Linked DNA regions of Homo sapiens: region 2 is linked to region 1. Evidence: chromatin contacts called from ENCODE Hi-C or POLR2A ChIA-PET data. All regions are on one chromosome and are shown on one strand. Each heading gives the region's core, a stretch centred on a gene start or an enhancer-like site at or near the end of the contact. The rest is flanking DNA. Distances are from core to core; before and after follow the strand shown. Region 1 holds the start of ZNF414 (zinc finger protein 414). Region 2 holds the start of PPAN-P2RY11 (PPAN-P2RY11 readthrough).

Region 1 (5,965 bases), core at 2,449-4,948:
TGAGGCCTGCACCTGTGGACCCAGGTGGTCCTCCCAAGATGTGATCAATCCATGACTGCTGGGCTCGAGCCCACTATGCTTTGGATGGACAAGGGATGGGAACACAGCATAGGCTGGCTCATGGCGCCTTCTTTATTGTCCACCCCAGCCCCCCTTCCCTGCAGCCCCCTCCAAATGACAAAACTACCCACATCCCATGGCCCACCCCCAAAGCGGCGGGATTCAGAGCTGCGAGAACACTGGAAGCTCCCCCTCTGACAGCAGCGGCGACACCTTGGGTGCAAGCGGGGCCGGATCTGGGTGGGGCAGAGGAGGGGGGCGCCTGAGCCTCAGCGCCTTGGGCCCCCGCCCCCCTCTCCACCCGCGCATTCCTCGGCCTTACCCGCGGGGGCGTCGGGGCGCGGCGGCCCGGCCGCGGGGGCCGCGGGGGCGCCGGGGCGGTGGTCCTCCAGGTGCAGGGTCATGGCGGGCCGCGAGGCCGTGGAGAAGGCGCACTGCATGCACGAGTAGCGGCCGCGTGTGTGCTCCCACACGATGCGGCTCGGGGCCGCGTGCCCTGCGGGCAGGCGGGACCCCGTCAGTCCCGGGCTCCCCCAGCCCAGAAGACCCGTGCGCCAAGGATGGAGGACGCCGGCGAGGGTGGGTGGGACTTTTTCCCGCCCCCCATCAGCTTCCGGGCGCCTAGTTCAGTTTCTCCCGGGTCTGTCTGCCCCTAGAGTTGGGGGCACCCAACTTGGCTTCTCCGCGTCCCCTACTATCATCCCCAGATTCACTGTTGGGGAGAAGCCCGCTCCGAGGTGAACGGTGAAAGGGGCGCAAGGTTTATACGGGAACGCCGGCGCAGATGAAGGCGCAGGTGCCAGTCATTTTTAAGGCAAAAATCCTGTATTTCGGGACGGTGGCATTTGTGCCCCCTGGGAAGGGGATGAGCACTGCTGCCTCCTGGTATCCACCAGACCCCGCAGGGCGCAGGAAAGAAAGCCCCTCCACCCCTCCCTGGTGGTCACCTGCACGCACCTGAGGGCGCGTCGGAGCCGCCCTGGGGTCTTCGGGGGCTGCTGCCAGCACCTGCGGTAAAGGGGCGGGTCAAGTTCAGAGTCAGGGCGAGCCCAGCCAGCCCTCCTGGAGGCCCCCGACCCCACACTCACCTTGGCTCTTTTTCCAGACGGCGGCGCTGGAAGCCGGCGGCCCGGGTGCAGCGGCCAGGAAGGGGCGCAGGCGCGGGGGGCTTAGGCCAAAGGGCGCAGGGTTCAAGTAGGGCAGGAACGGTCCGGTGGGGGCAGGGGCGGGGGTCGTGAAGGGTTCCAGCAGCGGGAACGGCAGGCCCGGCGCTGATGCGGGGTCAACCTCCGGGGGGCGCTCCGGCGCGGGCGGCTCTCGGTCCAGGGCCGGGGGTGGCGGCGGGGCTGGGCTCTGCGCATGCTCCGCGCAAACATGCAGGTGCTTGAAGAGCGAGCGGTGCGTGCGGAAGCGCAGGAGGCAGTTCTCACACCTGGAGGTGGGCAGAGGGCTGGGCTGGGCTGGGCCTCCAGGGGCACCAGGGAGAGTGTCCTGTGCAATGCCACCCGCCCTTCGAGCGTGGGAACGGAGCCTGGGCACTAATCACCTCCCCGCTCCTGTACAACTGTGGCAGCGACCCTTCCTGACCACTTCGGGTGGGAACCTGGGGAAACCCGGAAAGAAGTCTCAATTTTAAGTTAGGCGGCCGGTTTTCCACTTGGGAGGTAAAGCCTGGCTGGGTGGGGCCACGCCCACGTATGCCCCGCCCCATCCAGGGAGTTGAGGGCGGGGCTTCCCCAAAGGCCCACCCACATCAAGTCCCGCCCTCCAACACCCTGACCAGGAAGGGAGGAAGGCCTGGAGCCCACACATAGGGTGAGGCTAGGGCAGGGCGGAGCTCAAGAGGTCAGGGTCTCACTTGAAGTAGCGATTGGGTTTGTAGTGCAGTTTGCTGTGAGCCACCAGCTCCTGCATGCTGGGGAAGGTCTCGGTGCAGCTCAGGGCTGAGCAGCGGAAGAGCTTGCCTGGTAGGGATGAAGGACAGAGAAGTGGAGACAGGTGGCCAAGGCTGGCTCCGAGGGGCTCCGCCTGTTTCCCACCCTAACCTGCCTCCCCATTACCAGTCCTGGCCCTACCTTCCAGGGACTGTGTGGGCGGGCAGTGGGTTCGCAGATGCTGTGCCAGGTCACGGACGCTGGGAAAACTGAGGCAGCAGCCAGGGCTGGAGCAAGGGATTTGCTTCCCTGCAGGACGCACAGAACAGTGGTCACTGGTCCCTTCCTCACTAGTGCTGTCCCTGACCCCAGGGTTCTGCCCCAGAGAAGCAAATATGATGTGCTGGGGCCTTTACTCTCTGCCTACCACAACAGACTGGTCTGCCACAGTGCAGGGGCTGGACTGGCCAGGCTCACCATTGGAGCCACAGCCTGGCATCCACCGGCTGCTCCGTAAAATGATGAGTGGCATCCCTCTAGAAAGGCCCTGAGGTTAGAGATTCTCTACGTCTCGCTTCTATTGTTTCAGGGACTGTGATTCCCCAGAAGACCCCATCACAGATCACCTGGAGGTGGGCGTCGTCTGGGAGGCCGCAGGTCCTCGCTGGTCCCGGAGACTATGCTGGTCAGGCCAGGGCTGGGTCCGGGGCCAGGCTGGCAGCTGTCTGGGGCTGGGGAGGAGCCCTGCTGCATCCCTCCAGCCCCTCCACGTTCCCACACTGGCGGTGTGGCTGCCTGCTCAGGGCCTGGCTCCTCCGACATGGAGGAGGAAGGGGCTGCAGCTGGCACAGCCGGGGACAACACCTCCTTGTCGGTCTCACTGGAGCTGGGCTCTGCAGTGGCCAGCATGTCTGGGATGGGCCCTGAGGGTTTCTCCTCCTGGTGGAAGGAAGAGGCGGAGAGAACCCTTCTGGGCTCTGGGTCAACCCAGTCGGCCCCCATCCTAAGGAATCACCAGCAGGAGAGGATAGGGGAATACGTAAGGGTGGACTAAGCTCTTTTTTTCTTTTTATAAAGATGGGGTCTCGCCATGTTGCCCTCACTGGTCTTGAACCCCTGGTCTCAAGTGATCCTCCTGCCTCAGCCTCCCAAAGTGCTGGGATTAGAGTCGTCAGCCACTGCACTGGCCCGGATTGAGCTCCTTATGCATACGGGAGAAACATCTGCTCTCCTCAACTAGGATAGGTGGGAGCCCCAGTATGCACACAAGCGTGGCCTAGAGGGAGTGGGCGGGGCCAAGGCTACGGAGGCGGGGCTATGGGCAGGCATGGACTGGGAAGATGCTAGAGGAGCTAGACATGGATTGTCTGAGGACCGAGACCGGCCGGCCTCGAGCAGTGTGGACAATCTTGGAGGTGCTGGGGGCCCGGATGTAAGAAGTTTAGGGGCGGAGTCCTAGCCTGACGGGCGTGGTCCATTCCGGGCCGGGCCCGGAAGTAGGGCGCTCTCCGAGTGACAGCCAGCGGCGGACGGGTGCCCGGATGTGGGGGCGGGGTCGGCCGGAGGCTGTAGGCGCGACAGGGCCGCTCCCCGCCAGTCCCCGCAGCTCCGCCGCGCCCGCGACCCCGGTGCCGCGCTCACCATCTTCGACACGGCTCGGCCTCTTGTTTCTGCGGCTCCGGCGGCTGCAGCTTAGGCGGCGGCCACCCTCTGGGCAGTGCGAGTTCGCGCTCACGTCAGCGCCATTTTCCACCTCTCAGCTCTCGCGAGACTGGGGGCGGGGCCTGCGCAGGGCGCTCGGAGAGGGGGCGGGGCCTGAGGGCAGAGTCACCCTGGAGCTCAGGTCGGACGCTGGTGCAATCTTGCTATCTATCCCCGGGCAGTCAGCGCGCACTTCAGCAGACTCCGTGCACGGAGATCCGGGATGACCTCGCTGTCCTAGTCTTCAAAGTGGGCACCTTCATCCCTCTAGTCTTGTCCCAAGATCAGCCCTGGACAGGCGATAAACAGCAGTTCTTTCTTTATATTTTTTATTTTTTTTTGAGACAGAGTTTCGCTCTTGTTGCTCAGGCTGGAGTTTAATGGCGCGATCTCGGCTCACTGCAACCTCCGCCTCCTGGGTTCAAGCGATTCTTCTGCCTCAGCCTCCCAAGTGGCTGGGATTACGGGCGCCCACCACCACGTCTGGCTAATTTTTTGTATTTTTAGTAGAGACTGGGTTTTACCATGTTGTCCAGGCTGGTCGTCACCTCCTGACCTCAGGTGATCCACCCGCCTCGGCCTCCCAAAGTACTGGGATTACAGGCGTGAGCCACCGCGCCCGGCCAGTTCTTTATTTTTTATAGTGTTGAGACAGGGTCTTGCTCTGTCGCCCAGGCTGGAGTGCAGTGATGCGATCATAGCTCGCTACAGCCTTGACCTCCTGGGTTCAGGCGATCCTCCCATCTCAGCCTCCCGAGTAGCTGGGATTACTGGCGTGTGCCACCATGCCCAGCTAATTTTTAAATTCTTTTTAGAGACAGGGTCTCTCTGTGTGTTGCCCAGGCCGGTCTCAAACTCCTGGGCTCAAGCGATCCTCCCGCCTTGGCCTCCCAAATGTTAGGATTGCAGGCGTGAGCCACCTCGCCTCCCCTTGCACTCACATTTTAAAATGGGGAAACAGCATCGCTCGAGCCAGGGACGTCGAGGCTGCAGTGAGCGTGATGGCACCACTGCACTCCTGCCTGGTCGAAAAAGCGAGACCCCCATCTCTAAAAGTTAAATAAAAATGGGGAAATAGTAAATCAACAAGTGCAAAAACAATCTTTTGTCCTATTCAGAGCAATGAAGGAAACAATGAAATGTCGAAGTGATGGGTCAGGGAAGCCACTCTGAGGAGGTGACTTCGGAGCTGTCTCCAGATGATCAAGGAGTGAGCTGGTGGAAAGCCCGAGGAGCAGGGGGCTCTACCGGATAGCTGGTGGTGATGTCCTGGAGTGGGGCAGGACGGGCTTATTTTGGTCAAAGAGCAGCGAGGTGGCCAGGGCACCACTGGAGCAGAGTGGAGGCGGGGTGTGGAGGTCAGAAAGCGAATATGGTGCGCGGCAGGTCACGCAGGGCCATGGGAGTGGTGCAGAGAGAGGAGTGTGGTTTATGTTGTAACCACTGATGAATTTTTAGCAGGGGGAGGCGCATCATCTGATTCCTGGCAGTCACTTGGAGTAGGATGGGCTGTTGAGAGGGCGGTAAGGTAGATCTAACATCTTAGATCTCTCTGCTGCCATATCATCTAAGATGAGATCATCTTAGATCTCATCATGCTGCCATTCAAGAGGTATTCGTTGAGTTCTAGGCAACTGTAGGGTTTTTTTTGTTTTGTTTTGTTTTTTTTGGACGACATCTTGCACTGCACCCAGGCTGGAGTGCAGTGGCGCGATCTCAGCTCACTGCAACCTCCGCCTCCTGGGTTCAAGCGATTCTCCTGCCTCAGCCTCCCAAGTAACAGGGATTACAGGCATGTGCCACCATGCCAGGCTAATTTTGTATTTTCAGTAGAGATGGGGTTTCTCCATGTTGGTCAGGCTGGTCTCAACTCCCGACCTCAGGTGATCCGCCTGCCTCAGCCTCCCAAAGTGTTGGGATTACAGGCATGAGCCACTGCACCTGGCCACAATTGTAGGTTTTATGTGCAGTGTATTTCCATCTGCAAAGCAAGTTGTACCTATGCACTTTTTTTTTTTTTTTTTGAGACAGAGTCTCACTCTGTCCCCCAGGCCGCAGTGCAGTGGCATGATCTTGCAAGCTCCGCCTCCTGGGTTCAAGCAATTCTCGTACCTCAGCCTCCCAAGTAGCTGGGACTACAGGCTTGTGCCACCACGCTCAGCTAATTTTTTTTGTATTTTTAGTAGAGACGGGGTTTTGCCATGTTGGCTAGGCTAGTCTTGAACTCTTGGCCTCAGAGATCCACCTGCCTTGGGCTTACAAAGTACTGGGATTACAGGCATGAGCCACTGCATCCGGCTTTTTTGTTTGTTTTTTTGAGACACAGTCAC
Region 2 (5,965 bases), core at 905-3,404, 1.6 Mb after region 1:
AACACCAGAGACCTTGGATTTGATAATTGATCTGATATCCTGGACAGTATTCATATGTACAGTGATAGCTATCTTTCTTTGGTGTTTTTTTTGTTTTGTTTGTGTGTGTGGTGTGTGTGTGTGTGTGTGTGTGTGTGTGTAGTTTTATGGTTCTGAGTTGGTGGCCAGTAAGTTCCATGTAGTGTTGGCACTTATTTAATTAACTATTCATGATTTTGTTAATAGCTTGTTATAGAATTCAGGCATATATTTTTCAGCATAAGAAGCCAAGCACACCAGCTTGTCATTGGAGAGAATATATTAAGTGAGAAAAACATTCAGGAATCAGAGCTTTAACATGTTAAAGTTAGTGCTAAACATTGTCATATTGGATCTGAACCTATCCTAATATATAACCATAAAGCTTGACTTCTGCATTGGAACTATGCTTTCATAAATAAAGGATATCTCATTGATTAAAAAAAATTTTTAAAAAGACACAGCTGGAAACATAACAGTTTCAGGCAACAACTGTATGTTCCAAATATGGTCACACACACATCACAACTTAAAGGGAAATGGGGTGGGCTGAGTGGGTCTTTATCTGTGTGTCAGGCTTGTCCACATCCTGGTTCTTGTGATCACACAGTAGTGCACAGATACAAAACAGGTACACACAGTTGACACCCGGAAACCTATCCACCGCACCACAGAGGTCACCGTCTGTCTCCCACACACTCGGTCACATTTTCACACAAGTCAAATCACACGAGGACGGAACTGGGGGAAGTAACCATGCAGTCATTTCCCAGGGGTACAAAGAAACTCACATAGAGCCCCACAGAGCCCAGGCCCAGGGTCTGAGACCTGTCCAAAGGCCCCACCGACGACCAGCCACACGCCGGGAGAGTCACCTCCTTCCCCTGGTCTGCACCATCCTGAGCTCCCGAGTAACTCGAGTGGACTCCAGGGTTGAAAAAGGAAATGGTCGTCCCAGATCTGAGAGAGGCTGCCAGGCTGGGCTCTGGGCCTGGGTTGGGGCCCCCACACTGGGCCCCTCGGCCCCCCACCCTCAGCCCCCTCTGGCTTCCCCATTGGCAGTAGAGAGGGAGGGAACTTCATAAGTCACAGAGAGGGGCTGAAGAATACAGAGAGTCAGACAGATGGAGATGGGAGAGGCATAGGGAGATGGGAGAGACATAGGGAGATGGCAGAGAAAGGGAGAGACGGGGAGATGGGGAGAGACAGAGAGAGATGGGAAGATGGGGAGAGACCACAGGGAGGCAGATGAGAAGAAAGAAACAGGGATGGGGCCAGACACAGAGAAAGGAAACTTCTTTAGTTTCCATCTTCAGTTATAAATGATGAAAGAGACAACTGATGACAGAGACAAAGTTACAAGAGGGAGAAAGAGACAGGGGGAAGACGAGGGGGAGGGGAGACACATCTGGGGGAGAGGAGGAAGAATTGGGGTGCCAGAGAGAGCAAGGAGGGAGAGGAGGCCGATGGGGGAGGAGAGAGTAATGTTCAGCCCAGTGAGGGGGTGTCCCTTTCCCCCACTGCAAGGTTTTGGGGAAGAAGCCAGAGGCCTGAGGCCAAGACTGAGGCTTTGAGCGGAAAGAAGGAGGGGGCGAGTTATTCACGAAACGCCCGCCTTGCCCTGAGTTTCCAGAAGGTGATGTGGAGTTTCCATCCCTCAGCCTGTCTGCAGACAGGGGTACCCGGGGAGGACAGCTGGCCCAGAGGAGTTGCGAGACTAAAGTGAATGATTGCCACAGTCATTCCCTCCGGTGGCTTCTCCCCAAGTACTTGGCGCCAGAGCGCCCAACATTGTGCATACATGGTCGCTCCTAATTCGTGGGCCCGGGGGACATTATCAGCCTTACTTTGGGATATTTTAGGAGCCTCGGAATGCAGAAAGTGGTTTTAGCCCAGCTGGAGGAAATGGGCCGAAGCGGGATTCGAACCGGCGGATTCGTTTCTCTGCAGCCCGGAGCCGCGTAGCCCCGCCCCGGTCTCCCTAGAAACAGGCACCCGTGTCTCCATAGCAACCGCTCCATCTGATTGCCCCTCCCCGCTCCCAGAGGCCACCTAGTGCGCAGGCCCGCCTGATGTCGTCCCACGCCGTGCCGGCTCTCAGGCGCCGGAAGTGAGCTGCGCAGCGCCGGAAGCGGCGGACGCAGGAGGCCTCGTGGAGGACACAGCAGCATGGGACAGTCAGGGAGGGTAAGGCCCGGCAGCTTGGGAGGCAGGTGGCGCAGGTGGGGTCCCGGCCGAGGTCGCGGCGCTGACCCTTTGTCTCTCGTCGCCGCAGTCCCGGCACCAGAAGCGCGCCCGCGCCCAGGCGCAGCTCCGCAACCTCGAGGCCTATGCCGCGAACCCGCACTCGTTCGTGTTCACGCGAGGCTGCACGGGTCGCAACATCCGGCAGCTCAGCCTGGACGTGCGGCGGGTCATGGAGCCGCTCACTGCCAGCCGTCTGCAGGTTTGTACCCCACCCCCAGCCCGCCTCCACCCACCCTCGGCCTAGTCTTCGTAGCTGCAGTAATGGCTCCCGCTGTAAAACTGTGGGAGGACTTAAGTCTCCCCAGCTGGAAAAAAAGACCCTCATGGGGAGCATCATTTCTGCCTTTCAGGGCTTTTGCTGGGCTGGAGTGAGGGCGCGCAGCTTGGGAGATAGATAGTCGCCTAAGCCTGACAGTTAAGACTGGAATCTGGAGCCGGGCGTGGTGGCTCATGCCTGTATTCCCAGCATTTGGGGATGCTGATGCGGGAGGATCACTTGAGCCCAGGAATTCGAGACCAGCCTGAGCAGCATGGTGAAACCCCGTCTTTACAAAAAATAGAAAAATTAGTCGGATATGGTGTTGCGTGCCTGTAGTCCCGGCTACTCGGGAGGCTGAGGTGGGAGGATTCCTTGAGCCCAGGAAATTAAGGCTGTAGTGAATCGGGATCGTGCCACTTCACTCCAGTCTGGGCGACCGGAGGAGACCGTGTTAGAAAAAAAAAGACTAGAATCTGGAGGCAGCAAAGCAGGGTTGGAAACTGACTTCTCCCCAGTATCTGATGCAAGTTACTTAACCTCTCTGGGCCTGAGTTCGCTCATTTGTCAATGGGAAGATGCGCTGTGAGCAAGAGACAGAGTTAGAACTCAAATCTGCGTCCGACTGACTCTAAAGGCTAAGATCCTTTTGCTCCTCTGGGCTTGTTGAAAGGGTCAGATGCAAGACAGACCATAACAGGATCTGCACCGTCAGCTTATAGTTGTCACAACAAGGGATAAGCTATGTTTTCTTTTTTTCTTTTTGTCATTTCCAGGTTCGTAAGAAGAACTCGCTGAAGGACTGCGTGGCAGTGGCTGGGCCCCTCGGGGTCACACACTTTCTGATCCTGAGCAAAACAGAGACCAATGTCTACTTTGTGAGTAGACGCCCTCACCCTTCATCTCCCCCAGACCCCCCCTTCCCCTATCTCTCATGATGAACACATATGCCTCTGAGCTGCTGTGATTTCTGGCTTCAAAGTAAACGCTCTGAAGAAGAGATGGGGCAAAGGTGCCTACTCCGGGCACCTCTGCTAGACCCCTCCAGAGTCACTGATCTTTTCTTCTCCTGCAGAAGCTGATGCGCCTCCCAGGAGGCCCCACCTTGACCTTCCAGGTCAAGAAGGTGAGAGGGGTGGAGGTGGTACAAAGCCATGTGGGGTGGGAGCTGGACTTGGGGTTGTCCGCAGCCATGTGTGGTTGGTGGTCACCCCCTCCTCTCTCCTGTCCTACAGTACTCGCTGGTGCGTGATGTGGTCTCCTCACTGCGCCGGCACCGCATGCACGAGCAGCAGTTTGCCCACCCACCCCTCCTGGTACTCAACAGCTTTGGCCCCCATGGTATGCATGTGAAGCTCATGGCCACCATGTTCCAGAACCTGTTCCCCTCCATCAACGTGCACAAGGTGGGTCTGGCCTGGCGAGGTGGCAGGTATGGGGGGGTGCAGCGGATAGAGGTGCCACAGGCCCTCAGATGGATTGCTCACTCCTCCCAGCGCTGAGACTGGGAGCTCCTGGGTCTGCTGAGTCCTGAGGTCAAATCCCACTCCTGTGTCTGATGATGCTGGGCAAAAGTGTCCAGAGATTCCCCCAGCGGTCCACACCCCGTGAGCTGCACCTTTTCCAGCCGGTGGAAAGAAATACTGATGGAGCTCTGTTTCCCACGTGTGTTGAGTGCTGGGCTGAGCAGGATCGTAGCATCTCTTCTTAGGGCCCTGTTTTACAGAGGGAAGCTGCGGGCCCAGTGCTATGGCTTCGGCCTGTAATCCCAGTACTTTGGGAGGGCGAGGTGGGAGGATCGCTTGAAGCCAAGACTTTGAGATCAGCCTGTGCAACATAGCGAGACCCCATGTCTACAAAAAGTAGATTTTTAAAAAGCCCGGTGTGGCGGTGCATGCCTGTAGTACCAGCTACTGGGGAGGCTGAGGTGGGAGGATCACCTGAGCCCAGGAGGTCAAGGCTGCAGTGAGTTGTGTTCACGCCACTCTACTCCATCCTGGGTGACAAAGCGAGACACTGTCTCAAAAAAAAAAAAAAAAGCAAATCTGAGGCTGGCAGAGATGCTAAGTTTAGATTCCAGGGGGCAGGACTGGATTTTTAATTTCATCTGGCTCCTGAGTCCTAGCTCCTAATCCTTGTCACTAGTGACTCTCAGATGGGACTTATAAATTATATATAAGATATCAGTCATCAGGGAGGCTAATACGGCTCTGGGACCAGAATTTCTTGTTTACCTTTTTTTTTTTTTTTTGAGACGGAGTCTTGCTCTGTCTCCCAGGCTGGAGTGCGGTGGCACAATCTCATCTCATTGCAAGCTCCGCCTCCCAGGTTCACGCCATTCTCCTGCCTCAGCCTCCCGAGTAGCTGGGACTACAGGTGCCCGCCACCACACCCCGGCTAATTTTTTGTATTTTTAGTAGAGACAGGATTTCACCGTGTTAGCCAGGGTGGTCTTGATCTGACCTCGTGAGCTGCCCGCCTCGGCCTCCCAAAGTGCTGGGATTACAGGCGTGAGCCACCGTGCCCGGCCTTCTTTACTTTTTTTTTAAGAGACGGGGTCTCCGTACGTTGGTCTTGAACTCCTGGGCACAAGCAATCCTGCAGCCTCCGCTTCCCGAGTAGCTGAGACTACAGGCGTGCACCACCACATCCAACTCATTTTTCCATCTACTTTTTGTAGACATGGAGACTCGCCGTGTTGCCCAGGCTGGTTTTGAACTCCTGGGCTCAGGCAGTCCCACCACTTCAGCCTCTGGAGTAGCTAAAACTGCAGGTGCGAGCTGGAAGCAGCATTTCTAGCCAGTGCCACAGTCCACGAACAGTGTGTGTATCCCCCAAAGCCCCCACTTCCCCAAACTTTGCCATGAGTCTACTGGACTATGCTCTCTTCCTCCCCTTCCAGGTGAACCTGAACACCATCAAGCGCTGCCTCCTCATCGACTACAACCCCGACTCCCAGGAGCTGGACTTCCGCCACTAGTGAGTGTCCCAGCAGGATGGGAGACGAGGGGGTGCCGGGTGGGGGCCTCCACATGCGGCTGATGACAGCACTTCTGCTGAGACGCTGTGATTGCTCTGTCCAAAGTAAACGCCCTGACGCACTGTGGGAAGGGTGAGATGGGCACCGCCAGCCCCATCACGTGCCCCCTGACCACCCCCTTGCCGTCCACTCATGTTCCTGCAGTAGCATCAAAGTTGTTCCTGTGGGCGCGAGTCGCGGGATGAAGAAGCTGCTCCAGGAGAAGTTCCCCAACATGAGCCGCCTGCAGGACATCAGCGAGCTGCTGGCCACGTGAGGAGGGCATAGGGCGGGAGGCCACTGCGGCCCGGGGACCCCAGAACAGGACCGGGAGCCTGAGCTCCCCCACTGAGCCCTGTTATGTCCTACACACAGGGGCGCGGGGCTGTCGGAGAGCGAGGCAGAGCCTGACGGCGACCACAACA

Evidence for each region. A loop is a pair of places that touch in the nucleus more often than their neighbours do. ChIA-PET counts read pairs that join two places held with the same protein, here RNA polymerase II (POLR2A). Pooled maps may share reads with other maps.
Region 2: a loop to region 1 is called in a map of naive thymus-derived CD4-positive, alpha-beta T cell, with 6 times the contacts of the local background. The contact joins the promoter of PPAN-P2RY11 here to the promoter of ZNF414 in region 1. A Hi-C loop is called at or near these places in 1 of 168 maps with a recorded cell type or tissue (naive thymus-derived CD4-positive, alpha-beta T cell) and 6 of 50 pooled maps. POLR2A ChIA-PET finds 5 or more read pairs at or near these places in 1 of 52 experiments (PC-9).

Annotation. Positions count from the first base shown.
Region 1 is chr19:8,510,469-8,516,433 of GRCh38, forward strand. It overlaps ZNF414 (zinc finger protein 414), which reads right to left and starts at 3,699. Exons shown (of 8, transcript NM_001146175.2): 1 at 3,576-3,699; 2 at 2,561-2,873; 3 at 2,136-2,243; 4 at 1,919-2,024; 5 at 1,149-1,492; 6 at 1,018-1,068; 7 at 383-556; 8 at 1-296. The coding sequence starts at 3,578. The coding sequence ends at 223. RefSeq lists an enhancer at 931-1,821 and a silencer at 3,400-3,709.
Region 2 is chr19:10,104,208-10,110,172 of GRCh38, forward strand. PPAN-P2RY11 (PPAN-P2RY11 readthrough) reads left to right here and starts at 2,155. Exons shown (of 13, transcript NM_001198690.2): 1 at 2,155-2,205; 2 at 2,294-2,464; 3 at 3,298-3,399; 4 at 3,597-3,647; 5 at 3,757-3,927; 6 at 5,424-5,500; 7 at 5,706-5,813; 8 at 5,916-5,965. The coding sequence starts at 2,188. It overlaps PPAN (peter pan homolog), which reads left to right and starts at 2,155. Exons shown (of 12, transcript NM_020230.7): 1 at 2,155-2,205; 2 at 2,294-2,464; 3 at 3,298-3,399; 4 at 3,597-3,647; 5 at 3,757-3,927; 6 at 5,424-5,500; 7 at 5,706-5,813; 8 at 5,916-5,965. The coding sequence starts at 2,188. It overlaps SNORD105 (small nucleolar RNA, C/D box 105), which reads left to right and starts at 3,444; the gene lies at 3,444-3,528. SNORD105B (small nucleolar RNA, C/D box 105B) reads left to right here and starts at 5,542; the gene lies at 5,542-5,633. It also overlaps a transcript of ANGPTL6 not described here. RefSeq lists enhancers at 1,792-2,435, 2,032-2,081, 3,724-4,367, 5,279-5,860 and a silencer at 2,302-2,351.